2 separate regions of the Mus musculus genome follow, and region 2 is linked to region 1. A link is a loop called in an ENCODE intact Hi-C map of the cell type or tissue named here. Cell type or tissue: gastrocnemius. All regions are shown on one strand. Links, peaks and the distances in the headings refer to the core of each region. The heading gives the core; the rest is flanking DNA.

Region 1 (16,632 bases), core at 4,096-12,095:
GATACAGGGTTATCAGTTAATGGTGGTGTGACCAAAGGGGGGGGGGGTGAGACAGGAAACTATATAAAAGAAGACAGAAAGATGAAGGGGGGGGAACAAGTTGCAACAGCTGAACAACGAGAAACTGTGTCTTATCTGACCTCACATTCAACAAATGTTGGAGGGTATTATTTAATTAATACATTACTATTTAATTCATTGTTATTCAGAAGGCTTTATCAAAACTGTTGAGTTAGTGTGTTGAGTTAGTTTATAAATGTCTTACCCTTAGAGATTGCTTTCAATGTGTAATTTTAATTTCCCTTTAGCCTGTTAAAATCAGATGCTTAAGAATCACTGCCCTCCCCCTCCCCCTTGGGTTATTATATTTCATTACAAACTCTTATTGTGTTATAGTGGCTCTCTCGCTTCTTTCTACTTCAATTTCCTTTCTCTATTCTTGATCTGATCCTTCTATCTTCTAACTTAAACATCCTATGTCAATAAAGGTCTTCTGGGACTACCCTAAGTCTCCCGTGTAAAATTATCCATGATGATGCTTTAGCCGTGTACTGCTCCATCACCAGTGAACAATAGTCAACGGGGGCTACAGAAGACTTTAAGACCTGCTACTCTAACACATGTGGCTTAGTAGTCTGCTCACTTGGAATTGAGCCCTCCCAGAAGTATGGCTATTTTCCTATGCACTTCTGTATTTTCATAGTCAAGGGTAGAAATAGACACATATTTCTTACCCTTTCTTTAGGTCTCATGTGCATTCTGTTTAATTGGTATGACTATCACAAGCATTTCACCAGCATATCTAATGGTGGCGTCACCTGAAACCTACCTAGCAACATTAGGTAAAATATCCTTTTTGCATCTTAGTGTTAACACAAGCTGGTTGTTACAAGTGAGCCTCTCTCCATATTCCTACACATGTTCAGTGGACATGGGTATGATGGTCAAGTCCTTCCATGTTTCTAGTCTCCTGTTCCTCCCCTCTTAGCACCTCTTCCAATCAACTCATTTATAATTTCACACGGGCTTCTCATGTATTTCTTCGTTTGTTTTTATATATTAAAACATCCTACATATTATTACATATTTTAGTTTTTATGCAATGTAATTAGTTACATTTAATAATTTTACATATTAAAACATATTTTACATCTTATCTTTCTCTAACTTTTTCTGGGTCTGGCTTGTTTCACTTAACATTATTACCTCCGGCCTTATCCATTTTGCTGCAAAAGGGAGGCGTTCGTCATTCTCTGTGTGTGAATAACGTTCTTTTGTGCACATGCACCATATTTTGTTTACCCCTTCATCTATTGATGGATGCCTGGACTCTTTTCATGACATAAATGTTGTAAGTAGTGGACATAGATATGGACATATATTCACCCACTTTTATATTGACTTAACTTCCTAGATACAAATCTAGGCTTGGAGGAGCTGGATCCTAAGGTGCTTCTACTTTTTATATGGTTCTTTAATGAAACTTTATACCATTTCCTTAGTGGCTTTGTTCATTGATATTGCCCAGCACAGCATATATGACTTCCCTTTGTTCTCAAGTCTCACAGCATTTGTCTGCTCATTTTCTAACAGGGTAAGATGGTAGCACAACTGCAGTTTTGATCTTCATTTTCTTATAGCATTATACATTGATTTTTTTTTTTAGTGGCCATTTGTATTTCTGTCCTTAAGAAGTGCCTACTTGACCATTCACTCATTTTAAAGTTGGATTCCCCTTTGTTAACTTGCTTACATCTTCAAGAACTATACATCTTTGGTTACCTGTAACCTTTGGCTATAGGAGTTCAGATTAAAAAGAAAAAGACAAATGACATTCATCATAGAACTGGAGAAAGAAAAGCAATGATACAATTTATATAAAAATACAAAAGACCAAAAGAGAGGGGGGGAAAAACCCACAGGTAAAGCGGAAAGACATCATAGTTCATACAGTTCATGATTTAGAAGATAGTCCAGAGTCATAGCGACTAAACCAGCTGAGGATTGACATAAAAGCAGATGCAGAGGCCAGTGAAATAGAGGAGCCAGAAAGAAATCCACATATCTACAGCACAGACTCTCCACAAAGAAGCATAAGCTTGAAGGTAAAAGAACAAACTTCACAAAGGATGCTGGGAAAAACGGATGGCCACATGCTGAACACCGGAACTTAGTCACTCTCTTCCACCCCGTACACAATCATCCCCAGCTGATCAAATACTTTAACCTCTGAGATTATTAGAGGAGATGTGGGAGGGTGGGTGGCACATGCACATTTCAGGAGATTGGTACAGACCATGATTTTCCTGGAAAGGGACCCAGCACCGAAAACAGAAGCAAAAATTAACAAATAGGGCATATCAAAACAAAAAGCTCTGCACAGCAAAGAGACAACGGTAGAGGGAAAAGTCAGTGTACTGAACAGGAGAATATACTGATAAGGGCTGGGGTACAGACCGGCCTTAGGGTGCTTACATACCATGCTCAAGGCTGTGGGCTCACTCTTCAGTACAGCACACACAAAGAGTGAAAAATAAAATATTCTTATACCATCTCAAAATCATTGGTCCCAAGAATCACAAGGTAAGTTGAGTGCTTCTTATGTCCTGGTCACTGCATTTCCATTCCAAGTAGACATAATCACTTCCCTTTGTGAGCAGCCTGTGACTCAGAAACCACACAGGTCTGATGGGTGTGCAAAAAAAAAAGAATGCTAGTGTCACTGTACCAAATACTCATAGAGATTATTTTTTATACAGACTTAACTGATGGTTTTCCACGGGTTTAGAATTACCTAGTTTATTTTACTATTTGCCCTCAATAGAAGGATGCTACAAATTAGGGTGAATAGTGGGAGAGTGAAGGGGTGTTGGCAATGATTTCACTCCAGTAGATGTAAATGAGGGCCACTCTGGGAAATCTGGGATGTGCATGCACCTGCTCTGTAGAATGTAAATCTGGTCCCTGACTTGGCTGTATTCCTTTGTTCCCTTAATATAGGCCTTGAGTTATAATTCTAGTTGGTAGTCTGCAGCATTCTAGGGGTCCTGAATTGGTGGTGGTTCAATTCCCTTTCTTCTTAAGAATCTAGACAATTCATAATTCGTATTTCCTGGTAAGTTTCTTGCTCTTGATTTCTGACTCTACTCATGCACACAGATACACACACACACACACACACACACACACACACACACACACACACACATACACTCGGAGAGAGACAGAGAGATACAGAAACAGAGAGACAGAGACAAAGAGAGACAGACAGACACAGACACACACACAAACACAAACATACTTCTTGTTGTGTTTCCAGGTGTACTGGATTACTAGCCATAAATTTTATAATTACAATCTTTTTAATGTAGTTTATAAAATTAAATAATTACACAACTCTGCTATTTGTGGAATGAGCAGGCTTTGGGTCTTCGTGACAGAGCTTGTAGACTCTTACACACATGCTTGACACTGTTTATGGTGGCAAGTACATTCTTATCTATGCCCATTTCTCTCTGGCTTCTATAGTTAGCAAAATTCAGAATCTTCATGCAAGAGCTAATCTCCAAATCTACTTCCAAGTCTACATTCTTTCCAGAGCTGGAGGTTGTTTCCAGAATGAACAAGAACTATGGATGATCGAGGTAATCTGACAAGAGGGGAATTTTATAACAAAACTACCCAGGACAGTATTTCGAGTGTCAATTTTGTTTTGGCCAAGGAGACAGAGCCTTGCTGATCTGTGCCAAATCTCTCAAAGTGAAGTTTACAAACTCTTTAAAATGTTTATGAAATGAAGCTTGAGCAATGACAAAGCCCAGACTGTTATGAAGAATCGCACAATATGAGGACGACTTACGCTGTTCATGCTAAGTGGTAAATACTTGCCTTAACTCCGACATAGGCTGTGCTGCAGATCAAGTACCATAATGCAGAGTGTGGATGGAAAACATTAAGCATTTCTGTTTGTATCACATAAAGCTCAGATATGCAAGACATTATTTATTTTATTTTATTTTTTTAAACAAACCTACTTTTAACACCATGACGCATTTCCAGACAATTCTCACGGTTTTCTCTAGCCTTCCCAAAATAGCCCTGTAGATTGAGATTCTTAAATCTTTCTGAAAACAGGAAAAAGGTTGTCATCTTCCAGATGACGTGGTCACATCTGATTTTCCTCGACGTCTAAGAGCTCCCGTGAGGTCTGGAAGCTTCCATGTGTTTGTGTAGTCTCGTGGGATGGGAAACCTTTGTAGGGCTAAGAACCTGGTAATGGTCACGTGGGCCTGCACCCAGTTTTCACCGCTCTGGCCCCTATAAAATCCACTGGTGAACTCTGAAGTCTTCCGGACACACCTGTATTCATTCAAGGGACATGGGTTCTGGTTTTGTTTCTTTGGAATTCACAGCCAATGAGATTCTAGGGCAGCCGTTCTCAACCTTTCTAAATGCTGTGGCCCTTTAACATAGTTCCTCGGGTTTCAGTGATTCCTCCACCCCCAACTATAAAATTATTTTTGTTGTTACTTCATAACCATGTTTTTGCTACTGTTATGAATCATAATGTAAATATCTGTGTTTTCTGATGGTCTTAGGGGAGCCCTGTGAAAGGGTCATTCCACCCTCAAATGGGTTACAGCTCTTTGAGAACCTCTGCTCTAGGGGAAGAATATACACCTTGACTTTTGTGAGTCCATCTGTGTTTCCCCTTAATTATTGTTAGAGGTCTGGAAACCAACCGCAGAAATGCATGCCCCTATGTAATTTTCACCATGCAATAAGTAGAAAATGAAGTCTATTCCCTTCAGTACTGTTGTGAGCTTTATGAAGTTTGCTTAATCATGTTGGCCTAACAGCAGCGAGGAGCAGCTAGAGGAATTGATCATTCAGCACGTAGGTATAATTATAGAGAGCCCAGGGGATTTAATAGAAATAGCACAGCAAAGATTAAGGAATTCTCTTACTCTTCCATCTTCCTGTCTGGGGGAATGAACATGACAGACAGTCTGCTACTTCCTGCAGTGGAAAGAGTGAATGTTGAAGGAAAACAGGATGGAAATGGAAGGGAAGCAGAGAGGAAATGGAAGGGAAGCAGAGAGGAAATGGAAGGGAAGCAGGAAGGAAATGGAAGGGAAGCAGGAAGGAAATGGAAGAAATCTTTAAACACTCATTTAATGGATGTGACTAGGAATGAGATTAGGAATGACTTCATCGGAGTGAACGCCATGTATAGAAAAAGTAAGTTTGCTTTCTTGTAAAGAACATGTGTGACTCTAAGCAGATGATGAAGGTGGCTATAGAGGTGGAGCAGTGTGGGCAACAACTGCTTGCATTTTCTCATCTCTCTGTCTCTGTCTCTGTCTCTCTCTTTAATTTTATTTTTTTACTTATTCACTTTACGTCTAGCTCACAGCCTCCATCCCAGTCACCCCCTTCCGCAACCCTTCCCCCACTCTCCCTCCCCCCCCCCCCCCGTTCTCATCTGAGCTGGTAGGGGCCCCTCTGAGAACACACCCCACCCTGGGACATCAAGTCTCCTCCATGCTAGGCACTTCTCTTCCCACTGAGGCAAGACGAGGAGGCAGCCCAACTAGAAGAACATATCCCACCTACAGGCATCAGCTTTTGGGGCAGTCACGTCAATCCCTCCATTCCAGTTATTTGGGACTCACATGAAGGCCAAGCTGCATATCTGCTACATATGTACGGGAAGGCCTAGGTCCAGCCTGTGTATGTTCTTTGGTTGGTAGTTCAGATTCTGAGAGCCCCAAAGGTTAGTTGACTCTGTTGGTCTTCCTATGGGGTCCTTATCCCCTTCTGGCCTGCAATCCTTCCTCCTATTCTCCCGTAGGAGTTCCCAAGCTCCATGTACTGTTTGGCTGTGGGTGTCTGAAACTGTCTCAATCAGCTGCTGGTTGGAGCCTCTCAGAGGACAAGATGCTCCTGTCTGAAGCATAACAGAGCATCTTTAGTAAAATTAGGGATTGGTGCTTGCCAATGGGATGGGTCTGGCATGGGGGGCAGCTGCAAGGCCTGGGTTTGAGCAAGTAAGGAACTCAGCCAATGCATGGAATAAGGCAGTATACATACGGTGGCCCAACACTCTTCCACTGACACCACCTCATGCTATTTCTATTAAGTCTCTTGGGCTCTCTACGACAATTATACCTACTGGCTAAATGATCAGTTTCTCTAGCTGCTGTTAGGCCAACATGATTGAGCAAACTTCATAAAACTCATGACAGTCCTTAAGGGAATAGACCTTGTTTTTGGAGCTGTCGAATGCTGAATACGTGCAGGCAGGCATACACACAGTCTTCTGGGAATGTAGCTGTTTGGAAATATAGTTAATCAGTAGGTTTTATTCTTTGCCTTTTAGTTCCTTATATGCTGTGTACAACGCATTATAATTGAGTGTCATAGAAAAAGAAAGGCACAGGACGCTTCCAGTTTTGTATGTTTGCTAGATGAATATGAACAGGGGAAAAAAGTCCATTACTGGCTCCAATATGTACTTTGGAACAATACTTCACAAATAAATATGTTATGCTTTTTCTCAAACAGAAAATGTTTGGGCATTGTTAGTTTATCATGCCCAATTAGACTATAAACGTTTGTTCCTCTTTTACTCAGAAGCGGGGTTATTTTAGATGCCACACCCACACCAGGAGTAAAGGTTTCTTAAGTTTTGCTTATGTGTCCTGTACCGTGAAATCTACGCTCAAGAGGAAAACAGTGTGTTGAACTGACACTTTCCTCTGTGGTTAATATGTAAGCCACGTATTATCTGAATTGTTTTGCCAAAACACGTCTGGCTGGGTACATTACACAGGTCACTCGCATATACATATTGGAGACAATAAGGTATCCGTAACAGCGTTGTGTGCTCACTCTTTTCATCTAATTTAAAATCGCGACGTGGTTTAGGAAAAGCTCTCTTAAGTCACAATACCAAGTTATTGCAGCAACATTTGTCCTCCGTGGCACTAAATTCCCTGTATAGTAAATTGTGTTTTCGGTTGCTTTGTCCCATAGTGTTGATCATAAGCCGTACTTAAGGATTTCAAACGGCGACAGCGCCCCCTCACCCCCCCCCCCCAAACCCCTTTTTAGTCCTAAGCTAGAAGTACCTATCAAATCCTATTTCTTTCCTTAAAGACACACAGGAAAGCGCCGCGGAAGAGATTCGTCGACTGTGCAACAGCGACCCCTGGCGGCCCGATGCTCGCAAGGCCTTGAGCACCCAGAGCTGTCTCTAATCAAGTCCCTCTTTGTTTTCCATATCTGGAGAGCGACCCGGAACTGTCTTTGAGAGTGTGGGCTGTGTTTGATACCCACAATCTAAAGCTCAAAGTTTCAGGATCTTCACTACTCACGGCGTACAACTCATGGGTCTTTGTTTTCTTTTTGTGACATTTAATGAAATGAGTTTTGTAGTTGGGTTTTGTCCCTTTCTCCTTGCCAGCGAATCACAACAACAAACTTGCACATTAGTAAAAAGCCTTTGATGGCTTTTGTCTGTTTGGGAGGAGAAAATGCCTGAAAAGTAAGTAAAGGTCTCAGGGAGGTGGGGGGAAGGAAAACGAGTATTGCTTGTAGCACGAACACCCATATGATTCATCGGTAGAAGCTGAGCTCTGGCTCCATTTCTTTTGTAGATTTCCCGGCTCCCCTCACCCCACCCCCCGCTTTGTTCCGCTTCAAACCTTTCAGAGGGCTGAAATGCATTATTACCTTGTTAAATCTCTACCCAAATCATTTCTACAGCCCGAAGCTGTTTTGACGTGGGTTGAGCATCTCTCTCTCACACACATACACACAAAAGAATTGCTTTTGTTCCCAGACGCTCTCATTGGCTGAACGGCCTCCCTTTCGGGCCAATCAGAATCTAGTTGTCAGGCTTGGCAGGCTATTTTTAACCCAACACACAAAACCACTGGGTCTTGGAGGCAGTCCGCGGCAGAATGAAAGTCCCCATAGTAAAAGGCAGCAGCTGAATGTATTTTGGATGTCACGGCGTGTTTGACATTTTCTCTTTAATTCCATATACACTGTTACATTAGCATGTGCTTTTTCGTAAACAACTAACTCAGAAATGGACCTGCGTTTTCACAAGCTCTGTATTACCCTTTTAGGAAGAGAAAGCCTAAAATATATTGTATTCAGACTTGATCCAAAAACATTTCATAGTGTGTGGACGTATTAAACACACACACACACACACACACACACACACACACACACACACAGTTTCAATACGAGTGTGAAGGTGCTTTTAACAAGGGATTTTTGTAGATTTTCATTTTGGGTTGACAAAATTTTCATCAGTGACTGAATGAGAGTTACAATAATATCCATCTTTCTCCCTTACCGCATTCAATATGTATATAATTACTGCAACATGTATACACTTTATGTGTGGCATCTAAAATTATAAATACTCAGTGTGGGGTATTTTTGTGGGGGTATTTAGATAAAGCATGGTTTGCAGCATATTCAACCGATTGTTCAGTGGGGGACTTTTTTTTTTTAACCTCCCTAAATACACTTTAAGTGACAAGGCATCAAAACACATAGTTTGTAAATTATCTAACATATCCAGGAAACGAAAAGTTGCCAGATGTGAAAATACCAGGTTGTAAAGTTTGATTCACCCCCCAACCCCCGAGCCTTCCGTTTAATAGGCCAAAAAGCAGAAAAAGCTAAGTTGATCTCAAAATATATATCACAAAGCAATTTATTGGCAGAAAAATGAAACTATTTCCTGCAAAGGAAAGGGGGGGTTGTGGAGGCCTAAATAAGAAAGATGTTAAGAATCTCCCCTGGTTCTTACAAGAGATTTTTAAATTGTAGATTTGCCTAGTATTTATTTATCCAAGCTTGGCGATATGACTTTATTTGTTGTTCTTTGTTCATCTCCTGAAAAAGGCCTGTTATTTTTTGTTGCAAACCACGAAAGTGTCATTTAAACATGGTGTCAGGCAAGTGCAGAAATCCCGCAAAGGCTCCTGGGAGACATGGCTAGGATCCTATTCAAAGATGCAGGCGTTCTTCAGGAGAGAGGCTTCCATAACAAAAGTAGCCAAGGATAAGGAAAAGTTTACACAAAAGTTCTAGCAGAACTGTGGAGAACAGTCAAGATGTAGGGAAGGTGTGTACCTTGCCTTAGCAGATTTCACTGTTGGGGAGAAATGTCCCCTGCTTTTCTGATGGTGAATTTGAACGACTGTAACAATGCACCTGGAAAAGAGGCCACTCTTTCCAACAACTGTGTGAGGCACACTAGGTCAGCTTTCTAAAACCTCTATAATAGCTCCCAGGAACTTTGCTAGGTTTAGATAGGCAACCAGCTGCTAACAATTTAGTTTAATATTCATTCTTATTAGAGTCAAAGAATCTGAAAAAAACTGAGACCAGGCAAGATTCTTTTCTCTTGGCAGTGGCATATAGCACATTGAACTCCAGTAAAAATTAATCCATGACACTTTTTTGATGCTAGGCCCTCATTCTTTGGGCCGGGTCATTTTGCTCTTGACTTAATCATCTGGGAAGTGCCTTGATTTGGGTTGTTTGTTTGTTTGTTTGTGGTTTGGTTTGATTATATGCTTGTCTGGTTTAAAAGTAAATATACAACGATCATATCAATTTTTTTAAATGTGTCTTCACCTCGCAGTCTCTGGGTTTATATATAAACTCCCTAAAGGCAAAAACTATTAGAATAAAATAGGTATATTATTATTTTTTAAAGAAAATAACATTTAACCCCTCCACCCAGCATTTGTTAAGTTTTATCCAACCCTGGTGTACATTTTCTTGTCCATGGAAGTTCTCCTGGGAGAAGAAACATATGCAGGTCCCTTGCCTGAGCCTCTATGAGAATGGTAAGCAGAAAAGGACTGGATGCTGCCAGGTTCCAAACTAACCAGGTAAGAAATGGAGTTATTGTTGTCTGCAAAATGTAGATCCCTAGGCCTCCAAGATATCTTGTGATCACCTGCTGACTAAACTGTGATCATGTTAACCGAGAGATGGGTGCAGTCCCTGAACTGAAGCCCTCATGCCAATGTGTTTGTAGAACCGATAGAGTAGACCAAACCCTAGTTCTATCATGACAAAATGGGTTCTTGCTGAGGAGTGACAGTTTTCTGTGTGTTGGGTAAAATGGTGGAGAAGGATGTCTGTCAATGACAGCTGGTGTCTTCAGCTTGCTTCTCACTTCCCAGGAGTCTTGCTTCAAGCTCCCCACCTCGCCCCACCCCACCCCCGTCCATGTTCCCTTCTGGGAATGTTTCTCAGGTTCCTCCTGAGCTGCATCCCCTTTGTCACTCCTCACCCATCTCCCCAACTTGCAGTTAAGAGTAAATCCATGGGATCCTTCTCTTTCTCTTTTTATTTATTTATTTTTTTAAATTTATTTATTATATGTAAGTACATTGTAGCTGTCTTCAGACACTCCAGAAGAGGGAGTCAGATCTCATTATGGATGGTTGTGAGCCACCATGTGGTTGCTGGGATTTGAACTCTGAACCTTGGGAAGAGCAGTCGGGCGCTTGTCGCGCCCGCTCTCGACCAGCAAGAACGACGCGACCACCAGTCCTTCTAACAGCAGTTTATTCAGTCCTGATTCTTACCCGAACCCTGGGCCTCTCACTCCTTTTATACTTTCTCTCATCCACGCACCGCAGGCCACGCCCCCTCGCCAGTCACGAGGCTTCAGCTAATCAGGGCAGCAGGGGCAAATCTCCACCAAATTGGATTTACCTGTATCCTGGTACACCTGCGCAGCACTCAAGATGTTTGTGTCTTATATGAGGAAGTTAGGTGCAAGTCATATGACTTAGCTGCAGTCCCTGGCACCTTTGGGACTGCCGCCACACCCGCTCCCCACAGGTGCTCTTACCCACTGAGCCATCTCACTGACAGCAGTTTTTCTAAACAGTGTGTGTGTGTGTGTGTGTGTGTGTGTACGCAAGATCACTTCTGAACATTCCATACAACACATTCACTATTTCCTTGACTGTCATTTCTTCAATTTGATTAATTCAATGCCCTCCAGAAGGATTCTCTGTGTGAATTATGTTGGCTTTGTTGAGCCCAGTGTGCAGAGAAACAATCTGTGTCAATAGTGCTTTCGGCTGAACAGTGTCTGACTGTATAACTGCCCATCACTTGTTCTTTGAACTGTTTATATCCTGTGAATAGTTCACAAGTTGGACAGGTCGTTTTTCTTAGGTAAATTTGAAAACATATGAAGAATTTGAACCAATCCAATGTTAGCAATGGGCAAAGGAAAGTACCTTTACAAAAACAAGGACCTCATAGGATATCAGAGTCTTGAATGGGATAAGAACATTAGACATTAAATTACAGAAAGTTTAATAGAAAATTTTAGTGTGGGGGTAATTAATTATGCAAAGATGATTGACATTCTAAACTTCAGTGTGTAGGCTGTAATGAAACCTGGAAACAACAAGAATTTCAAAACAAACTAAATGGAATTTTCATCCAGAGGGAGGTAAGCAATCTGGAGAAATGCACTTTTTATTGTGACCCACCATTCAATGTGGCCATTCAATGTGAGGTAGAAGCCATTACAATATTTACAATTAAGAAATAAAGATAAACAGAGAACATGGCTGATTTGGAAACAAGGGAAATATGGTAAATTAAAAGTAAAAATAGAGAATATAGCTGACATTTATGCTGCCTTGATCTTTATTTCTGATTTTTATAAATAGGTCCAACAATATTGTGTATTGCATAGAAACTCTAAAATACATTTCTTAAATAGGAAAATAATTTCGTTTACATTGTATTGTCAGGATAACGTTCAGTCATAATGGCCTCATAATAAAAGGAAAAACATTTTTAAATTAAAAAAAAAATGGCCGGGCATGGTGGCACACATCTTTAATCCCAGCACTCGGGAGGCAGATGCAGGTGGATTTCTGAGTTCGAGGCCAGCCTGGTCTACAAAGTGAGTTCCAGGACAGCCAGGACTATACAGAGAAACCCTGTCTCAAAAAAAAAAGGAAAAAATTCATTATATGTCTTGATGTATATGTATGTATGTATGTATATATGTGTGTGTGTGTGTATGTGTGTGTGTGTGTGTGTGTGTGTGTGTGTGTGTGTATGTGTGTATGTGTTCGTGGGAAGGTCAGAGGACTACTTGTGGAGTCAGTTTTCTCTCACTACCATGCTGGATCAAACTCAGGTCATCAGGTTTGGCAGCAAGGGCCTTTACCACTGAGTTGTCTTATTGGCTCCTAAAAGAATAAAATGATTCTTTTGGTTTTGATAAAACACCATAAGTTATAATTTTCACTTTTACACCAAGGGACAACATTCGATGAATATGAATTCATTGCATCGGTAAGAAAACTAAGGAATAACAGTTGGGAAAAATAACATGTTTGATAGGCATGTGATTTTAGTAAGTTGTTCAAATTTGTGAAAACTTGAAAAGCATCCTTTTCCACTAACATCTCAAAACATTAATCATGTCCTAATTATTACAGAGTTAGGTGTGTAATAATTCAAAATTAGGAGGGGATGGATATCAGTTATACAATCATGAGTTTTTCATGCACAAAAAAATAGAGAACCCTTAATTAACAGGTCCAAATAAGTGATCAGAAACCAACATCATAAAGTCATCTTGCTACTAGATCATAACCTAGGGAATGCCCAAGGGCTCTTCGTGATAGCTGACCCTTCCATATCAACTTTCTTCTTTCATGCATTTTGAAAACCTCTGTCATTTCTAAGTGATGGGTGATTTATTGGTTGCTACTGACAGAACTACCTAAAAATGCTTGGAAGCCCCCATGTTAAACAAAAAAAATATGAAAAGAAGGCTATGAAAACTCTCTTAGCATGTTTTTGTGGTGATGGAGTAGTCTTCCTGTGGGGTCCTTAAAAGTACAACTATAGTGTGCCTTCCTATGACTCAGGTTTGGTTGAAAGGGCTTTGTAAACTAGTGTGTGTTCTACTCAGATATGGGTACTGAAAGCCATCAAAAACTCAAGCTTCCCTCCTTCTTGACTTACTTAATGTCAATCCTATTCTTTACTTGATTACAATCACAAATATGTATTGATCATTTGACAGGGCTCATTAGACTGTGGCCACAGCTTGCATAACTACTAAGTAAGTATTGGTTCTTCTGCAGTAACACTTAAAAAAAAAAGACATCTGTACATATGTGTCTAAAATCTCACAGCTGTGAAACCTGAGAATTGATGAACATGAGAAGTGAGGCCAATGCGGGTAAAGAAATTTTGATGCTTGGTGGAATACTCCATACTCAGCATACCTAAGTAGTGAAATAGAAAAATTAATAATGGATATTATCACAAATATTGCAAAATGAAGTATTTTGTTGTCAGCTATTGAAGAGTATTAATCTTTTCAAACTAAACACCATCATTAACCTCTGGGACCAAATGTCCATAAAACTCAACCACAACTTTCTTGAGTTGTGGCAAGTTTTGCTATAAACATAGTCATTGGTATCAAAATAGGGGACCAATTAAAAACTGGACCTAAAGGCATCTTCTGAGAGAAAACAATACATTGTGTAGGCATTCTGCCTGATAACAATGATGTATGCATGAGTCTTCATATTGCAGTCTGGCCTGCACATGGTTAGGACTGGTTTTACAGATTTAGGAACAAGGGGTTGGGAGGAGAGATCAAATACCTTCATCCTAACAGATTGTAAACACTCCTCGCTTCACCTCTTAGTTTTCCTAATTCAATATAACTTCCTAGAAGTGTCAGGGTATGTTCACACCTTGCAGTTCAGTCATGAGTTAAGACCTGGTCATCTTCCAGTATATTCAATAATAGCACAAGGCCAATACCAGGCACCCAACCTGGAGACCAAGAGCAGACCGTTACTCAGACAAGCTATCGATGACATGTAGATGGAATGTTTCTCTGTACTTGTAGGAGAAAGGAAGAGCTGGACCTGGCTGAGGTCTCTGATACTAACTCACTTGTACAGTAAGGAAAATCAGAGGTCACACAGACCTTATGAGAATCTTACCAAGGCACTTGGCTCAGGTAGACAGTACATCTATTCCCACAAGAGAGGAGGGTATGTAGGTCCTTCTACATAAACCTCCATAGTTTGTGAAAATGAAACTAGATCCTAATACAAGGGCCAGGTAATTCAAACCCTGTGAGCGGCTACTACAATTGGAGTGCCGATGGGCCTGTCTATAACAGGTCACTTGAGAGATGGATGCTGCTGCTGCTGCTGATTATCCTGACAGATGCATGAACAAGGACTGTCCTTGTTGACCTAGTGGCTGAGTGCAGCACTCTAGCAACGGAGTATGAAGGTAACATGGCCCATTATCGTCACCTTGTTGTTGACATCTTGGCTAAATTTGATTTCTACACAATGATAACTGGAGTTAAATAGGACATGAACTTGACAGCTTGGGTTTGCCTTCATAGTGAAGGACAAATTTCACTGTGCGAGCAAAACCATCAGGAGAGTTCTTGTCCTTAGTTATATGGTCTTATACGCGTTCGCGCGCCCGGCCAGGAAAGAACACAACAAACCAAAATCTTCTGCGGCAAAACTTTATTGCTTACATCTTCAGGAGCCAGGAGCGCAAACCCCCAGCCCCAAAAGCGAAAGCCACCCCAATTACATCTTTAGGAGCCAGAGCTCCGGCGCGCCAAAGCGCAGAGCGCGCTCTATTGTTTACATCTTTAGGAGCAAGCGAGCAGGCGCCAGAGCCAGAGAGAATGGCGGAAACCCCGTCCCCTTTAAGGAGGAGTTATCCTTCGCTTAGGACGCATCACTCCCTGATTGGCTGCAGCCCATGGCCGAGCTGACGTTCACGGGAAAGGCAGAGTACAAGTAGTGGTAAAATACCCTTGGCACATGCGCAGATTATTTGTTTACCACTTAGAACACAGGATGTCAGCGCCATCTTGTGACGGCGAATGTGGGGGCGGCTCCCAACATCTCCCCCTTTTCTTTTAATAAGAGCAAATAGGCCACCCATATTAATGAGAGTGGAGATAGAGGTCAAATCCCCAGTGTGTAGGTAAAGGAGCCGTACACATAACCTCCTCCCAGGCTCATCACCCAGAGGGGTCCTGGTCTGGTCCCGTGTTGTTTTTCCTGGGGGAAGGACACTTGAACACTCAACCTTCTTGAAAGATGACATGTCTCCCTAGAATAGGCTCATTTTATGCCGCAGAGCCCTTCTATTGCAGTGCTTAGCCGTGCAACTCTCTCGGGCTGCTGAAGCACACTCACTCTATCCCGTGCAATGAGACTAGCCTCGTGGGATATAAGAGCTGAGTGGCCAGCGACCTATTGCCTAAGCATAGATATATCAGGGGAAGCTCCATGTTCTAGTCCTGCAAGCGCCTGGGCAATAACCACCTTGTCTCTCCTAGTTTGGGCCTTAAGCTTACAGACCAATCAAAGAAGCAACACTAATCCACAGCAAAGTGTATCTCCAAATAATATCAATCCCACCCATTCTTTAAAGAAGGAAAATGCTGAGGAGATCCAATTGGGTAATCCTTTGGTCAGGGACAGGTCCAAGCGCGTGGAGTTGACCTGAAGTCTCAATTCCCGAAGGATCTGTTCAAATTCAGCCGTCCAATTCTGTAACATATACTGAAAAAGACTTTTTGACAAATTAGCTGCCCTAGTAAATTTAACATACTGAATGGAAGTAACACACAATCCCGGAAACTTTTGTTTACACCCCAGCTGAGCTATTTGCCATAATACATCTAGTTGTATCTGGACAAGATCTATGAGTTGATTAACCAGCATGAGACCTCTCTGTATCTTGACATTAGCTGAGGCCTGTTTATCTATGACTGTAGTCACTGAGGCTGACAAAGTGTTAATGGTGTCAGTCGTCTGGGCCTGTCCAGACAGAGCCAAGGCTGTCTGAATCAAGGCTAAACCCAGTTCCTAGTTAGTGGTAAAAAAGCAGGAGAATACTTGAGCATTATACATCACCGTCATTGGGAGTGGAAATGTCGACATTATCCCCCAACGCTGCTCTCTCTTTATTATTGACGCCCTGGACATCACCAAGACGAGGGACATCAGTATTCCCTTGGTCAGTCTGGATTTTTCAGGTGAGTCTTTCTGGTATCCAAAATGGGTTGTCTTCATTCTGTGGGAAAACACAAACCGCTCCCCTGGATCTTATCAAAATAGGATCCGGGCCATACCATTTATTATCAAGGACATTTTTCCATTTAACCATCTCATTGGGCCTATCTGGCTCTGAACAATGACGTTCAGCCGCAGTATGGCCATGAGCATCAATATTTAAAAAATTGAGTGTAAAGAGTGCCATAGACACAGACACTCCTGGTGCTCGGGGTAAAGTCTCTTCAAAAGTTCCCCTCTTCTGTTTTATAAGATAGGCTTTGAGGGTGCGATGCGCACGCTCAACAATACCCTGTCCTTGAGGGTTGTATGGAAGTCCAGTCAGGTGGGTCACGTCCATCTGACGGCAGAACTGCTGGAATTTTTGAGACGTATAAGCTGGTCCATTATCAGTCTTAAGGAGTTTGGGTTTCCCCCAAGCACTCCATGCCTCAAGGCAATGTTGAATCACATGTGAGGC
Region 2 (16,632 bases), core at 4,877-12,876, 1.1 Mb before region 1:
GGCTATGTCTTTAAGGGAACGATGTAATCTTCAGGCCATGGACGCATGAAGAAATCCTTCAATTATTCTTGACACTCCTGAGGCCTCAAAGCAAAAGGTGGATTTATTTATTTATTTATTTATTTATTTATTTATTTTTAATCGAGATTTATAAGATACCTGAGAAAGAGTGCACGAACACTGCCTTCATCAGGCTGGGTATTGCTCAAGCTTCAGTTCAGGAAGAAGCAGAGGGCAGCTTTAAAGATGTGACTAATAGCAAGATCATTCGTTCAGGTCAATAGGTATGCCCCAGTGGTTTGTGGGTAGTCATCCTTTCATTTCAAGATTTTAATTTTTTTTTTAGATTTTAAATGTTTTTAATGTGTATTTATATTGCTTTTTCTCCTTCCTTTTCTCACTCCATTGGCCCCCTCCTAGCGGCTGCCCTTTGAACTCCTCCCACAACTTCCATTCTCACATTGATAACCTCTTTCTCTTTCATTACATTTGTTTCTGTGGGAATTCATTTTTAAATATTGGCAGAGCCAGACTTAGAGGAAGGACTAAGGTTGTTTAATTTAGTTGTGTTGCCTTCAGTTCTTTTGAACTCTCTAGGACAGTGGGTCTCAACCTGGGAGTCATGATCCCTTTGTGAGGGGTCACGTATCAGATATCCTGCCTATAAGATTTTACAATTCATAACCATAGCAAAATTATAGATATGAAGTAGCAACAAAATAAGTTTATGGTTGGGGTCATCGTAACATGAGGAACTGTATTAAAGGGTGGCAACACTAGGAAGGTTTAGAACCTCCACTGTGGTAACTAAGACTTGTAAATAATGTAAAGAAGTTGTTCCATGGATGGCCAAAAGTGGAAGAGAGAGAGAGAGAGAGAGAGAGGGAGAGAGAGAGAGAGAGAGAGAGAGAGAGAATTTAAAGTCTTATTAGGAAGGGGGCGATGAGTGGGTGGAGGGAAAATAGACATGGGATTGGCATTACTCACCTCCTACTCCTGTCTCACACGCAAGTAGATGGTTTTGTTCATTATTTCATTTAATCCTTGCTAAGGCCTAAAGGATTTTATTATTGTCATTATTCTAAGTAAGGAAACTCAAGGGAGAGGTTAAGAAAATCACCTTAGGTTACACAAAAAATCCACAGGGAAGACATTTTATTAACTCCAGTGTCTAACTAAAACAATGCTTTAGCTGGTACAGCACACGTAGGTACTGTTTCCATTCTCATTGAATGCTATTGGTCTGTGACTGTTCAGGTCACCTTAACTCTTTCAGGTCATGGCTGATTGAATCATCCTGCTTTGTAGGACGTTGTGAATCCTGAGTAGCGCCTCCTGAAGATGCACTCATTCGTTTAATACACAGTTGTTACCTGTGAGGTGTTGAGCTAAGGACTGGTATTCTATCAGATGATGAGAGGGATGTGATTCTGAGAGGCCAGATCTTCTGGGTTCAGACTCCATCTTAGAGATCCTGACCTGAGGTTGAACTCAAGTTAACAGGCTAGTACCTACCACCATTTTCTAGGCTACCACCCAAAAAGACCTGTGTCTAGCACCAGTTTGCAGGTTGTTCCCCCAACAAATCTGCACCCCCAAGTTACAAGCCCTCCCCTGACACCTCACTTCCTAACAACCACCAATCAGGAGGAAAACAGAAGTTAGGTTTATGGTTTGGCTCCCAGCACCAGCCATGTTAAAGGCCATCATGGGCCCCCAATCAGATGTGCTCAGTCTAGATACCTCCTTCTTGTCTTTATAAACACTTGCCTGAAACTTTATAAATGCTCTACCTTCCTGCTGTGTCAAGCTTGACAGAGGGCCCAAGCTCGAGCTTGAATAAAGAGACCCTAATGCGATTGCTTTGGATTCAGCTTCTTGGTGGTCTTTTGGGGTTCATGAACATTTCCTGGCACAATAGTTCCTGTCTGTGGGAATGTACACTCTGGTTGTGAGTGTTCACTCTTTCCACATTGAAAGAGGCAAGCTGTCACATTCAATGAGTGGGACCAAATGGAACTCAGCTCCAGGAGGCTATAAGGATGATATGTATAGGCCAACTGAATATTGTGGTTATATATGTATGGATATTATTAGGAACTTGGCCTGGCCTGAAAGCATGATGAAGTTCTAGGTGAGTAGGCTATTTCCCCCTTCTATTTCATTTGAAATGTTACTCCCAATTGCTTGCTAGTCCTTTCCTTTCAAGGATTTTTTTTTTTCCTGGATGTCACTGGTACCAAGATTAGCAGAGTGCAGCATCTCCGTATGAGTGATGCCAACCCTGTTTGAAGGTGCAGTGTTTGCCAGGAAGGAAGCAGAATTTTCACCTTTCAGATGCCACCTGGTTTTTGTTTACAGTGCCCTGAAAGACATACAGGGGAGTTTAAAGTGAAGTTCTCGATGGTTGACATATGAAACTATCTATCAAATTATACTATTTTAAAAAATACATAAGCATGCAGAAAAATGTCTAGGAAGAAAAAAAAATACCACACACAGAGGAAGGACCTGGGACCATAGTTCACAGTCAAATGGAATTTTATTGTTGCCATTATGAGATTTTTAGAAAATATATTCACTTGTGATTCTTATATTTAAAAAACAACACAGCAAGCAAATTTAATGAACTGATCTTGTGATGTTCCAGGAGAGAGTGGATTGTTGACCTGAAATAAGACAGAGGATAGCATATCCCAGGAGCTGAGCACAAAAGCTCTTGTTCTAGAGGGCCTGGGCTTGAATTTCTGCTCGCCAGCTGTGTCACCTGGATACATGACCTGGCCTATTTGTGTCATAGCTGTTCGATCCATCAATAGATTAGGACCTATAACCATACATAGATTAGATTAGTGATTGTTTCAATCATTACATGACTTAGGATATGGAAATACTTGATTATTCATACTGAGGCCCCTGTAAATATTACCTAGTATTTTAGGGAAACAGACAAGATTGGAGTAGGCTCACTAGGGAGAAAGGATAGATATTTAAGACAGAAGTGGACATGTGACGACTGATGCTGTCTTGGAGGTATCTCTCAAATCCCATAATCCTTTGATCATCCCTTCACTTGTACAGCCTGAGGTCAGGTGGGGTGACTTGTAAAGACTCTACCAATCCTCTGGCAGGTGTTTAACTTTCTGATCGGGAGCGAAGGGTCACATCCCTTAGCGTCTCCGGTCAATTCTGTGATTAGTGGGTTGTTAACTAGCCACACCACCCACCCTTCGTGCTTACATTTTCTCTTGTAGCTAACACAATGACTATTCATATTACAACAGATATAAAACGGCACTTCTCCTCTTTCCCTTCTTCACCCTGTTCTATTTTCAGTCACAGACAAGTCTACTTCTCTGAAGAATGTTATGGAAAGTCAGACAAGTCAAAGGAAAGTCTTTCTACCTCTCCTGCATTGCTTAGATGAAAACACAAAAGTCGAGGTGGGGTAGAGGTGGGAGGAACGAACACCCTGGCACGCTGCTCAACGCTCTAATTATTTTAATACAGGATGAGAAAATACTCTTTGAGAAGACATACAGCATTGAATCCATTAGTATTTAGGCACTGTCGAGAAAACTCTACATGGTTGTGTTTTGAATAAGCGCATCTACCAAGTTAGTACCTCTCTTGTCTGCCTTGTCTTTGAGTTTCTCAACCATTGTGGAAATTTGGTGTCTTATTTGCTTCAATTCATAAGACCCAGGTAGAATGGGTTCTTAATTTCTATCTAACTCTCCCTTCTCTTCCACCCACTGTCTCATGTCTACATGGTTTTTCATTATGACCCTAAGTGAAGTTTTGATGGCACTGTAGACATTCATCTGTCCAGGCAATTCTTTGAGCTTGTCCTGGAGGTCTTTGTTTAGCTTTTTTTGCCTTGCTGTGGATCGGATCATAAACCTGGCCAATGTCTAGAGTCTGCAAGAAGTGTAACCAATATGTGTGTGTGTGTGTATACACATATATCCTAGCCATGACCCCAGTGCCTTTCTCTGGTCCCCTACCTTAAGCACACATTCTTGTTCCTGTTGCCCTTGTTAAATTCTTTTTTTTTGTACCCAGAGTGTGGATTTATGTGTTTTGGGCTTTTCCTCATATTAGATTTTTTTTCTCATTCATGTATTGGGAATGCCTTCATGTAGCATAATGAAAGTGAAACACGATTCTCAACTGAGAATGTACTCTAATATCTTAGGAAGCTCTAAGGCGTGCTCTTGAAAATGTTCCTTTATTGCAGTGTAATTGGCATACAATGAACTGCATCGATTATGAGAGTCCAATTGTGAGCCCAATTATGAGGCTTTGTCTAGAAGCCCCTTCTTAGGGATGAGCCTGTCTTTCTGTCTTCAACCTGAACCTCTCAGGGGCATTGCCTTAACTCTCTTTAATTACTTGCCTTGTAAAAGTCCATTTCCAGTCCCTCTCAATCAGCCATCTATTTCCATTACTCACCTAAAATTGCTCTTTAAAACTTTCAGCTGCCGAATCCGGTGGGTATTTGTCTAGCCTTTTAAAAATGGAGATTCTTTTTGACATTTACCCCCATTGGCCAATCTGTTATTTATTTATTTATTTATTTATTTATTTATTTATTTGGAAAATTTAAACTTTCTCGGTATCCACTGCAACCACCTTCTGGCACTCTCTTACCACCGACGTGGTTGCTTCTCAGTGCCCATGTTCCGCTGGCTTACACTCTCTTTTGTTTATCCTCCTCGGCTATCTCTGTCTCTATACTGTCCCTACTACGTGAGCACCAGCACCCATTGGTTTAGTAGTATTAAATGCTTGTGAATGAGTTCAGCAAATTATTTCATCTTAAGCCTTCCTGATACTCAGATCCGTAAGCAGGGCTGATAGATGAAAAAAAAAAAAGTTCAATCAGCCAAGCAGATTAGCATAGTCAAGGGCTAAGTACTAACTTCTACAGAGCAGAGACCTCATCCTTTCCTAGACTCAACCCCTGGGGATTTCCCATGTGTTTCAGTGTATAGGCAGGTGGGGGTAGGGGTGGGGTCCTGCTCCCACAAAGTTATATTTCACCTCCACCTAATTAGACAATGACTATGGAAACCTTAACAAGGATACGCTTAGAAAGAGATAAATGCCTAAATGCCGCAAGGAAAGAATAGAATAGAACGGCCTAGAAAGCGATAGGAGGCTACGGGGTAGGGGGTGAGGGGTGGGGCGCTCCTTAGACAACATGGCGGGAGGGAGAAAGCGTCTCAGGGGTGAGGCACTCCAGCGCTTTGCTGGGCGGACACATGAAGCTTCCTTTCTCCCGCAGCTCTGTAGAAAAAGGCTCAACCGATCCCAACCATTCGAAGGAATCCGTTGGATGAGTGGGAGGCCTTGCGTTTATTAGACTCCCTCCAGTGTAGTCGGAACAAGTGTTCGTTTTACTTTCTTCAGTATTTGAGATGAGATAATCTCCTTCCTGACTTAAATTTTGTGCGTGCGTGCGAGAGAAACATCTGAATCGAGAGGGACTTAATGAGAAAAGCTTGGTCCCCTCCTTACCAACTGTAGCACCTTGAAGCCCTGCAAGTTTTCCAACATACAAGGAGGAGATCAAATCCACTTGCCTTGTAAGTGACATCCTGAGTGTTTATGGAGAAACTGGGTTCAGGGTACCGGGTTCTGGAAACCGATTCACGCAAAGATTTTTCTGGAAGGAGAAACAAACAGTAAAAAAGGAAACATCAACAAACGTGTGTCCAGAAGTGATAAACACTGTTCATAAAGAGGGGGTTGGAAAGTAATGGAAGAGATGAAACTTTAGAAAAAGAAGCATCTTCTAGGAGCAGATATTTTTATTTGGGGGTGGGGATTGTTGCAGTTCCCCCATTTATTTATTTATTTATTTATTATCATCATCATCATCATCATGTATAGACTGTTGCAGGCAATGGGTTTCAATATGACATTTCCATCAGAGCATTTAATGCATTTTGATCATATCTGCTTCTATTATTCTTTCTTATCCCCCCTCCATACCCATGTTCCTCTCCCTTTCACTTCCACGATCCATTTCCTTCCCCTGAACTTCATATGTGAGAGAACCCATGTGACTCCTGTCTTTGTGAGACTGGGCTGTTTCCGTTAACATGATACATTCTATCTATTTTTTCATGCAAATGACATGATGTTATTATTTTTCTCAGCTGTAAAAAGTCCCATTGTGTGTGTGTGTGTATCACAATGGCTATCTTTACCCATTAATTTGCAGATAGACAAGGAGGCTCATTCCTCAAGCCCGGCTGTTGTGAAGGGGGTTATGATAAACACGGATGTGCAGGTATCTTTACGGGGAGCTGGCTGATCCCCTTGGACAGAGCCCCGAGTGGTCCAGCTTGATCAGAAAGCCTTTCTATTTTTTAGTTTTCTGAGGAAAGATGATCCTCAGGTGGAGAGAGACATTTTCAGCCATGAGGAGAGTTAGGGAGAGATGGAACCTCGTATCTTCACAGAAGGTGGGGCTGGCCAGTTTGCCTAAAGCATGGCATGAAGGGGTGATCAATGAAGCCATTGCATCAAAGGCAAGGTCTCCTACACCATGGAAAGGAGCCGAAATATGTCCTCCATTCAGAGGGAAGCCAGGAAAAGCTTTGAATCATGGGAGCTTTGAATCATTTAGTGGAAGCAGCGACTGTTCTGTAGAAAACGAAAGCAAGGCTGTGTTTTAATCTGGCATGGTTTCTGATGCATACATGAATCAGACAAATATTTCTCAGGAAAAAGGAGTCATCAACCTATTGTACATATAAATGGATAGCTCTGGCCTTTACACGAGTTGTTTTCTTACTCCCCGAGAACAACACTACCCAGACGTGTAATGGATGTGGCTCATTGTCCCCAAGACCTGGGAACAAAATGTTTTTTCAAGGCAGAGGGCAGCAAGTCTGTTAACCAGAGGTATGGCCTGTTCAGCAAAATGATAATTTCCTGTTCTTGACTTTACTGTTTATATAATTTATACCTTTTTATAATCGAGTCACAAATATGAAATTTAGGCTAGAACACAAAGTTCTGTTGTTCTACAGACTCCGGTGTCAACAGAAAACTATTTTCTCCCGTGTTTTCATTGTTCTCAATAAACCAAAGTCTTAAAATGTCCGAGCTCAGTTCTTGTACTAGATATAAGATGGATAAAGAGTTTATGTGTCATGTGTTTAGTTTTGTTGTAGAAGAGGGAGGCTATGTTTAAGATAAGAGTCTTGCTGCCCTACAAGAGAAAGGATATGAAAACGAACCTGTTCCTAACTTTGTTCTTGATGGAGGAAGAGTACGTAGCAGGGGTTCCTTTGCCTAGACCATTTGGCTTCTTCATCGAAAGTCTCATAACCCTTTCACCCCCTAGGAATTACAATTTTTCATATGTTGTAAGGAAAAAGAACTAAAGAATTGCTACTGCTAAAGAGAATACAGAAATCCTTGGGTCTTGATTTTCACTGTTTTAGGTTTCTGCTTGAAGATGCTTGTTCTTAGAGAATGGATAATGCCAACCAGGGGAATTTCTGCTTGAGATTTTCAAATGTCCCAGCAGGTCACTTGACAGAAGCTTGTAGGAAGCATTTTGGGAGGAGCATGGGCTTTGAAGTCAACCTGGATCTTTGAGTCCTGTCCCCCAGAGTCTTGCTATGTGGCTTTCCACAAGTCACAAAAGTCTTTGTACAGGAAATGAGAAGCCAGCAAAATTGCTGACTGTAAAGCACTTTGAAAATACTGGTCCCCTGTTTTGATGATCATTGTTGTTATTCTGTTGGCCAGTTTCTCCTTCTAAGAGTGAATTTACTTAACAAACTTGTTTGGGTTTCTGGTAGCATCTTTACTTTGGAAGAGCATGTTCTGATGACTTAAGCACACATCTAAAGTTTGGAAGAACGAAGGTCTTATTAGAAGGTTCTGGGACAGGTAGTCCAGGAAGCTTAACTATAGCTTATCTTGAATGAGCATCAATTCAGAGCTAAGGATTGCAGCAGTGTTCGAGGATGAATTCTGTTCTGGGATGGGGGGGGGGGTTGGGGGGGGGAGCAGGGGAGAGTCTTCACAGAAAGAGGTAACTCAGTGGCCTGCACAGAGACAAAACAGACTGAGAAAGACCCTGTCCCAGAAGTAGACCAGCCCCTGTGAGGGGGCAGGCACCAGGCAGAAGGATCTATCAGGAAGTAACCCCAGCAGGTACAGCATGCATCTGGTGAGCATGGCAGTAGCCAGCCAGCATGTCATTTTTCCAGCATAGCTATCAACAGAAAACTGAGAGAAGGAAGGAAGGGCAGGTCCCCACAGGCCTGGTGACAGGCACAGAAGAGAGTGATAATGATAATGCTCTGTAGCCAGGCAGCAGCTAATCCAGACCAGGAGGTCTGAGAAGGAGGGTCTTAGAGAGCTTTCTTACCATTATGCCCTACCTTAATCTCCACCCCCATCATCACCTTCTATACCAAACATGTACAGGCCATATACAAATACACACACACACACACACACACACACACACACACACACACACCCCTCAAACACACACAGCCCATACACAGTTACACACATACACCCCCACCTTTACCCCAAACACATACCCTCACTCCACACACCCACACACAACCCATACACAGATACACACACACTCATTGCCATCACAAACACTTACAATACACACACATACACACTTACCCCAAACACACACAACCCATACACAGATACACACACTCCCCACAAACACACACACACACAAAACATTTAAAGATACACACACATACACACACACACCCTCACCCCAAACTCACACAACTCATATACAAATATACACACATGTAAATAATATAAAGATACACACACTCACCCCAAATATACACAGCCCATACACACACATACCCCAAATACATATAACCCACATACAAATGCACTTGCACATACACACCATCACCCCAAACACACATAGTCCATACATACACACACTCACCCCAAACACATACAACCCATATACAAATGCACACACATATTCACCCAAACACACACACACACACACACACACACACACACACACACACTCTGTTAAAAGTTATAGCTACTTATCCAGCAAAGGCTCTAGAGTTAGAAGGCTCTAGTTTCAGCCCTGTTTCATCACTGAATATCCATGTGGTTTGAGCAAATCTCTCCAACCTTTTCTAGCACAGGGTCGCTGTAAACTCTTCAGCAGAGGGTTACTGTGAGGAGGAAATGCCATCACGTACAGGAGGTGAGACAGACATTCATTCCTGAGCCCGGAATGTACCGTCAGGTAGACTCACTGAGAAGGATGGATGAAAACAAAACCTAGAGTCTAGAGGGAAAATGGTTCCACAAAGAGATGCTCTTTTGGAGGAGGGACAAGCCAAGTCAAAAGCCAGATCCCAGAGGGCAGAGCTCATTAACCAGAAATGTCTTTTGTCTGAAACTCCGGGTTGGTTTTGTAGTGTTGCGCAAGGCTGCGATTCTGGAGAGAGTCAACAGGAGGCACGCTGTGTCTAGAAACACGGGACGTATAGCACTTCACAGCAAGTAGAGGTGTGTGAGCGAGCTGTTCTGGAATGGAGGTAGAGGCAGCAGAGCCACACATTCACAGGCAAGTCTGGAAGCCGGATAGAGGTTGAGTCCCAAGGTCAAAACTGAGAGCTGGAGGTTGGCTTAAAAAATAACCAGGACTCAGCCTGAAATGTTCAGGAGAGTAACACATGTGTAACCCTGGGTTTAGTAACAGATGGGCCAGGGTGAGTGAGAAAGTAACTGAACAATAGTGAGCCTAGCTGGCTGGCCTGGTAGGCAAGTTCCAAAAGAGAAAGGCAGAGTTACCTGAAGGGTGAAGGAAGCCTTCTTTCCAAACAGAAGGGTAACGATTGTGAGGAACATAGAGGTGGAAATGAGAGAAGATGACAATGGTTTGAAGTGGTGGCCTCTGTCTTAGCGCAGAACAAAACAGGTAGGCTGGCTGGTCTTGTGGCAAATTGACACACAGATTAGTGTCATCTGAAAGGAGGGAACCTCACTTGAGAAAATGCCTCCCTAAGATCCTGCTGTAAGGCATTTTCTTAATTAGTGATCAAGGGGGGAGGGTCCAGCCCATGGTGAGTGGTGCCATCTCTGGGCTGGTGGTCCTGAGTTCTATAAGAAAGCAGGCTGAGCAAGCCAGTAAGCAGCATGCCTCCATGGCCTCTCTTGCCTCCTGTTTCCTGCCCTGTCCTGGCTTCCTTTGGGGATGAACAGTGACAGGGAAGGGTTAGCAGAATAAACCCTTTTCTTTTCAACTAGCTTTTTGGTCAGAGAGTTTAGTTGCAGCGATAGAGACCCCAACTAAGCCAACAGTCATCTCAGAGGGGTCAGCAGAGGATGAAGCCAGGGTATTAGTAGAAAATGTCAACTTTCTGATTGTGGAGAATTTGTGAGGGAGCTGGCTAGAGATGAGTCAGCCCACGGTTGTGGCTTGTGCATCTCTGGAATGTACCTACCCAGGCTGGGGCTCGTATGGAAACAGAAAGTCATCCATACAATGGCCAAAAATAGTAAAACCAGCCTCCACCCTCCATCCTAGCTAAGACCAATCGCCTGCGCTGCCATCCACAATTCCTACCTCTGCTTCTCTCTTTCACACCGCTGGGCAGTTTCAGTCCCACCTCACAGTGCCAGCCCAGCTCAGTGAGGCCACCCAGGCAACCCGGAGGCTCGCTACCTGCTCTTGGTTCTCACATACTAGATCTGCAGAATTCGAGTCCTCTTTCTTCTTGAAGTGCTGTTCCTATGTTTTGTGTGATGTGATGGAGTCTTTCTCAATTTGCACACTATTAATAATTAATTAATTATTTTACAAATGCACTTGTTGTTTGTTTTTTTGTTTGTTTATTTATTTATTGAGATAGGATTGGTCTCTCTTGACCATGCTGACCTTGAACTCTCTTTAACCTCCTGGCTCCACCTCCTGAATGCTAGGATTACAAGAGTTCACTACCACATCCAGTCCCAAGTCTCGTGTTCAAAGTCATAAGACCAGGCTTTCCTGAAACCCTACGGGAAGGCCTGTTGCTACTCTGTGATCGGATGTGCCCTCTTCAGAAGGCATATAACAAATAAGGGCAAAATATAGGATGCTTCGCTTGGAGGACAGGGTCTCCTACTCAGAGGTGAGTTCCAGACATATGTCGGAAATGAGATACCTGAAGTAGGTTTCAAGGAAGCCTCTGAGCAAAGGCCCCACATTTGCCTTCTTTCCTGGAGTCTTTTGGTGGATTCTACCTGCTTTTATCTCTTCTACCTAGGTTGATATCCATCATCTCTAATTCCATTGGCTATAAAGTCTCTGTTTTGATAAATATACACACAAGGAACCTCCTAATGGCTGTGGCAGAAGAAACAAGGGACTTGGGTTGGGACTTAATGACCTAGAAATCTTACTGTGGACCTCGGAAGTCCTGTGTAGGGAGTTTGCCAACAGGGTGTCTCAGACACAGCAGGGAAATCAGCGTTATACTCTCTTCAGAGACTCCTGGCTCATCTCTTCAATTCCTCAGTGTGACCCTTGGTTGTAACCCTGGCCAATTTAGCAACATGTCTCCCCACACAATGCCTGAATCAACATCTGAATCTTCATGTTTGAGGCTGGATGGGTCAACATCACATGCCTTACCATTTTGTAAGGCAATGTGAGTCTGTCCCTCCTGGTCTTTTCAAATGACCTGTCTTTCACAAGGATACACTCAGGTATGGTCCAGGGATCATCTGAACCTCTAGAAGCTACAGGTACAAAGCCCTTCATCGTGTGCTTGAGAAGGCCAACCTGGGGGTAATTATTAAGTCCACAGCAATAAGTATCGTGTAGACTGCCTCAGAAATTAACTCAATGCAGAAATTGAGGTCATGTGGCTTTCTGAAGTGCAAGGACAGATGGCATATGGGTTCAATTTTGCCTTCAATTTCTCTTTGAAGTTAATAGGCATGGCAGGTACTTATCTAATCATGCCATTTGGACCAGCGTGTTCTGCACATTCAGGACTTTGTAATGAGATGCAATGTTTATGTTCCAGGCTCTTCCCTACAGACTGCAAAAATACCCTTTGCTCAATCCTGTCTAATCATTACAAGTGTCAACAGTCAAAGCTAATGACAGAAAGTAGGTTTATAGGGCAGTAACCCTGCCTGCTTGGCACAAAAGACCTATTCCCAGAAGGGGAAAAAGAAAAAAGATTTAAACAATTATGTGAACCTTGGTATAGCTAAGGGAGTGGTAGTGGCTTGGGGATTTCAAAATCATAATAATATATAATATATATTATTATTATTATATACATACATACACACACACACACACACACACATATATATATATATATATATATATATATATACATATATATAATCAGATTGAGCCAACATTTAAATGGGCAGTATGGGAAGGCTGGTGCTATTTAGAAGACTGAATAGGTGTTTTGCCTTCTTTTATTTTTTTAAGAGCAAGCTTAGATCCTCCCAAATTTTCCTCTGTGTGTCCATCCATCCAAACACCAAAGAAGTCCCCTTTAAAATTAAGTTCTATATATTCAATATTTACCAAGTACTTTCTGGGTTCCTAGTGTTGACCTGGCTATGGAGAGTCACAGATATCTGGGGACTGAGTGTTAGTTTGTTCTCAATGTGATTATGAATCCCTGTGTTATAGTCTGGTTAGAGCCTGGCTTCCAGACCTTGATACTCAATGCACACCCTCTTAGAATGAGCTGCCTAAGGACTATCTTAAAAACTTGTAAAATATCCAGGTGCGAGAGCCCTAGCCCAGAAATTCCAGTCAGCCGGACTTATAAAAATCATGGGGAAGTTTTGCACTTTTATCTTAGCTACAGTTTTGGATAAAGCTAGCACCCAGGGCTGTTACTGGCGCAGTAACTGGGAACCTCTCCTGAGACGTTAAACACATTCTCAGGCCACAGAAGTGCTGACAGCTTTGGGAAAGACAGCTTTAGTTGTGGTCCTAATGTAATCTCTGCCCCTATTCCAATTGGATTCCTTGGTTTGTTTGTTTGTTTGTTTTTAAGGAATAATAGCTTAATTGATGTGTGTGTTTATATGTGTTTATATGTATTTATATATATATATATGTATTTATATATATATAGGTGTGGGTGGGTGGGTGTGCCTGTGCATGTGCATGTAAATACAGTGCCCTAGGAGGCTGGAAGGGGCATCAAATCCCATAGCACAAAAGCTAAAAGCAGTTGTGAGGCACCGGACATTGCTTTTGGAAGCTGAACTCAGGTTCTGTGTAAGAGCAGTGGGTGCTCTTAGCTACAGAGCCATCTCCCCAGCCCACAACTGTAGTTTTGTAAAACAAAACAAAACAAAACAAAACAAAAAAACAAAAAGCAAACAAGAAACAAACAAACAAACCCCTTCATTTCTACTTTTGTTTCAGCATTTTTTAGATAGTGGGCTTGAGCTGTTGAAGATGGAAAGGGTTGAGCCGTACTATGGGAAGGGTTTCATTTGCCTGCCTCACTGTGTTCTCAAAACAGATACATGAATATCATTCCACCACCACCCCCGTCCCCCCCCCCCCAGCTTGCTCACATGACAGGTGGTGACAAAGTACTCAAGACCTATTAGTGAATAGAATATTTGGAGCCCGTGTCTTTCCAGTCCAGTTTTCTGTTTCTTTCACAGCAATGCAGGACCAACTGGCTCATCACCTCCCTAAGTGTGCGTCATTAATATGGAGCCTGCTGATCACACTTCTCTTTGTAATTTCATATGTTTACACAATGGCAGAGTTTAGGGGTTTGTAGCATTGGCATGCAGCAAAGACCAGAAATCTTTTTTTTTTTTTTTTTTTTTTTTTCCGGAAAGTCGATCTGTGATCTGCCCAAAAAAAAAAAAAAAAAAAAAAAAAAAAAAAAAAAAAAATGGAAGTGATCAAGTTCGAACACGATTCTCAACTTGTTATTTTCTCTTCGCAAACACAAGGCTTGGCATAGACACAACCCTCAACCCATTCCTCTCATTTGTCACATCCAGAAACCTAATCCCTCTGTCTCCCATCCCTCTGCCTCTGGTTGTGCTCAGTCACTCCAGAGTGACCTTGGGGAGGGCATTGTTTACACTTCACTGAACCTGGGACTCTTCTTGCTTGGAGCTCAGGGAAGGGACTAGAAAAACCCGCAGAAGGAGCTCAGCCATTTCAGACTATAAACAAGCAGTCCAATGGGAATAGGGGCAGAGATTACTCTAGGACTGCAATTAAAGGCCTTTCCCAAGGCTGTCAGCACATCTGGCTGAGCAGTGGCCTGAGAATGTTGCTCACATCCCAGGAGAGGCTGCCGGTTACTATGGCAGTAATGTGGCACTGGGTGCCTGCTTTACACAAACCCCAATGTACCTTGCTTTATCAAAACAATGTTTTTCACACATGTACATATGCCTACTAATGTATGAATACATGGTTTCCACAGTCTACACATAGAAACAGTGGGAAGTCTAATGCTAAAGTTTCATTAGAGGTAACAAAATTAACCTTCAAAGGTTAATTTGTCTGAGGGCAAACACTTGGGAAATAAACGAGGACAATTTAGTTAACAAATGTTGTGTCGCTGCAATGGTATCATTTTCCTATTGGTAGCACAAATCTACACTAATTTTTAAATAAAGTTTTTACTGTGATCATTTGGGAGACACAGAAGAAACAGGCATTGTGCTTTCTGCCCTTTCATATTTGAGGAGAAAAGACTATGTGTATATTATTGAATGAGTTAATGAGATATGCATAAAACCACAATGAAGGGCTAGAGCAATGGCTCAGTCTTTCAGACCCCCTATTGCTTCTGCAGAAGACCTGGGTTCAGTTCCCGGCACCCACGTGTGGCTCACAATCACCTGTCACTTCAGCTCCAGACGATTTGACTCTCTCTTCTGACCTCTACAGATACAAGGCACAAATGCGGTGAGCATACATGCACATGCAGGGAAAACAGTCACACACGTAATGTAAAAACAAATAAACCTAAAAACAATGGCGAAGCCCCCAGATGAATGAGATAAACATTGGCTTTAATTCAGAGGAGAGGGTTTTCAAGGTGGATGGAAAAGAGAGGGAGGGAGGGGGTGGGGAGAAAGAAGGAGCAAGAGAGCAAGAGAGAGTGGAGGAGGCAAGCAGCCCCTTTTATGGTGAGTCAGGCACAACTGGTAGTTGCCAGGTAACTGTGGGGCGGAGCCTAGACTAAATGCTATAAATAGCGCGCTCTATGAGCACAGGCTGGAATACTCTGAGGCCTCTTTCTTTCTTTCTTTCTTTCTTTCTTTCTTTCTTTCTTTCTTTCTTTCTTTCTTTCTTTCTTCCTTCCTTCCTTCCTTCCTTCCTTCCTTCCTTCCTTCCTTCCTTTCTTTCTTTCTTTCTTTCTTTCTTTCTTTCTTTCTTTTTCTCATCAAAAGCTTTTTATTTCTTTTTTTTTAATTAGGCATTTTCCTCATTTACATTTCCAATGCCATCCCCAAAGTCCCCCATACCCTCCCCCCACTCCCCTATCCACCCACTCCCACTTTTTGGCCCTGACGTTCCTCTGTACTGGGGCATATAAAGTTTGCAAGTCCAATGGGCCTCTCTTTCCAGTGATGGCCGACTAGGCCATCTTTTGATACATATGCAGCTAGAGTCAAGAGCTCCGGGGTACTGGTTAGTTCATAATGTTGTTCCACCTATAGGGTTGCAGATCCCTTTAGTTCCTTGGGTACTTTCTCTAGCTCCTCCATTGGGGGCCCTGTGATCCCTCCAATAGTTGACTGTGAGCATCCACTTCTGTGTTTGCTAGGCCCCGTTATAGTCTCACAAGAGACAGCTATATCAGGCAGGGTTCTGAGGCCTCTTTCAATGTTCAGACATCACAAGTCGGGACTTTGGGGCTTCTAATGTAAAGGGCAGCCTCCACGTGTTCTCTGTGTCTCCAAGTGCTTTTTTTTTTTTTTTTTTTCCTCCTGGAAGATGACCAGATATGGCCCACAGACAGAATCAGCACTGACTACACACCCATGTTTTCCTTTCCCCTTAAAAAATTCAAGATTGTGACCCACATTGGGTACTTTGCAGCAAGCTTGCTAAGTCTTGACCAACTTGGTTTTGGAATAATGAACAATGAGTCAGAGTGGAACCATTCAAAGAAACCCACAAAACATTTCTTCGAGAAAAGATTTGCGGGTAAGGAAAATGATGCTCAGATGTCTAATACGCCCTGCTTGTGGTCATGTAGAGTAGGTTATCCTCATGAAAACTGGAGAGGTACTTGTGCTTTGCACTAATCCTCCTTGTTTATTCATGGAAGTATTAATTGCCTTATTTCTTATTTCCCCCAAGTAAGGGCAAAAGGTAGCTCCCGATACTGGGTCCAGGAAGAATAAAGCTAAGTAAGATTATACACTGGCCATTTCTTATGTAAAGTGCTGCCCTTCATAGAGAGACCTTAGGAATTGTTCTCTTCCTGGGACAGCCAGTGAGTGTTAACTGCTGGAAGCATCTCTCAGCAGTCTACGTAGACAGCTTATTATTTTGAGGGCTGTGAAATGCCATTTAGGTATGGATTGATGTTCTTTTGTTGTTGATCCTCAATCTTCTGAAACAGGAGA

Evidence for each region. Hi-C counts contacts between places; a loop is a spot of excess contacts. Peaks named below come from ENCODE experiments on the same cell type or tissue, not always from the same donor. Only the 100,000 strongest peaks of a DNase experiment are listed, where the experiment ranks them.
Region 2: it touches region 1 in a loop (4-fold over the local background); 3 of 42 quality-filtered maps call a loop at or near these places.

The regions. Positions count from the first base shown.
Region 1 is chr10:97,305,931-97,322,562 of GRCm38, forward strand. No RefSeq gene overlaps it. Among named protein-coding and RNA genes, the nearest start is that of Gm34044, 78 kb to the left of the region's middle. In gastrocnemius, for the core only: a CTCF peak has its summit at 7,235 (motif pointing left); DNase peaks (open chromatin) are centred at 7,213, 7,879 and 8,202; H3K4me3 peaks cover 1,586 bases; H3K27ac peaks cover 1,958 bases.
Region 2 is chr10:96,221,020-96,237,651 of GRCm38, forward strand. 4930459C07Rik (RIKEN cDNA 4930459C07 gene) reads left to right here and starts at 5,188. Exons shown (of 3, transcript NR_110448.1): 1 at 5,188-5,591. It overlaps Gm40747 (a long non-coding RNA gene), which reads right to left. Exons shown (of 3, transcript XR_001779846.2): 3 at 5,313-5,671. In gastrocnemius, for the core only: a CTCF peak has its summit at 9,494; no DNase peak of the experiment used is centred there; H3K4me3 peaks cover 298 bases.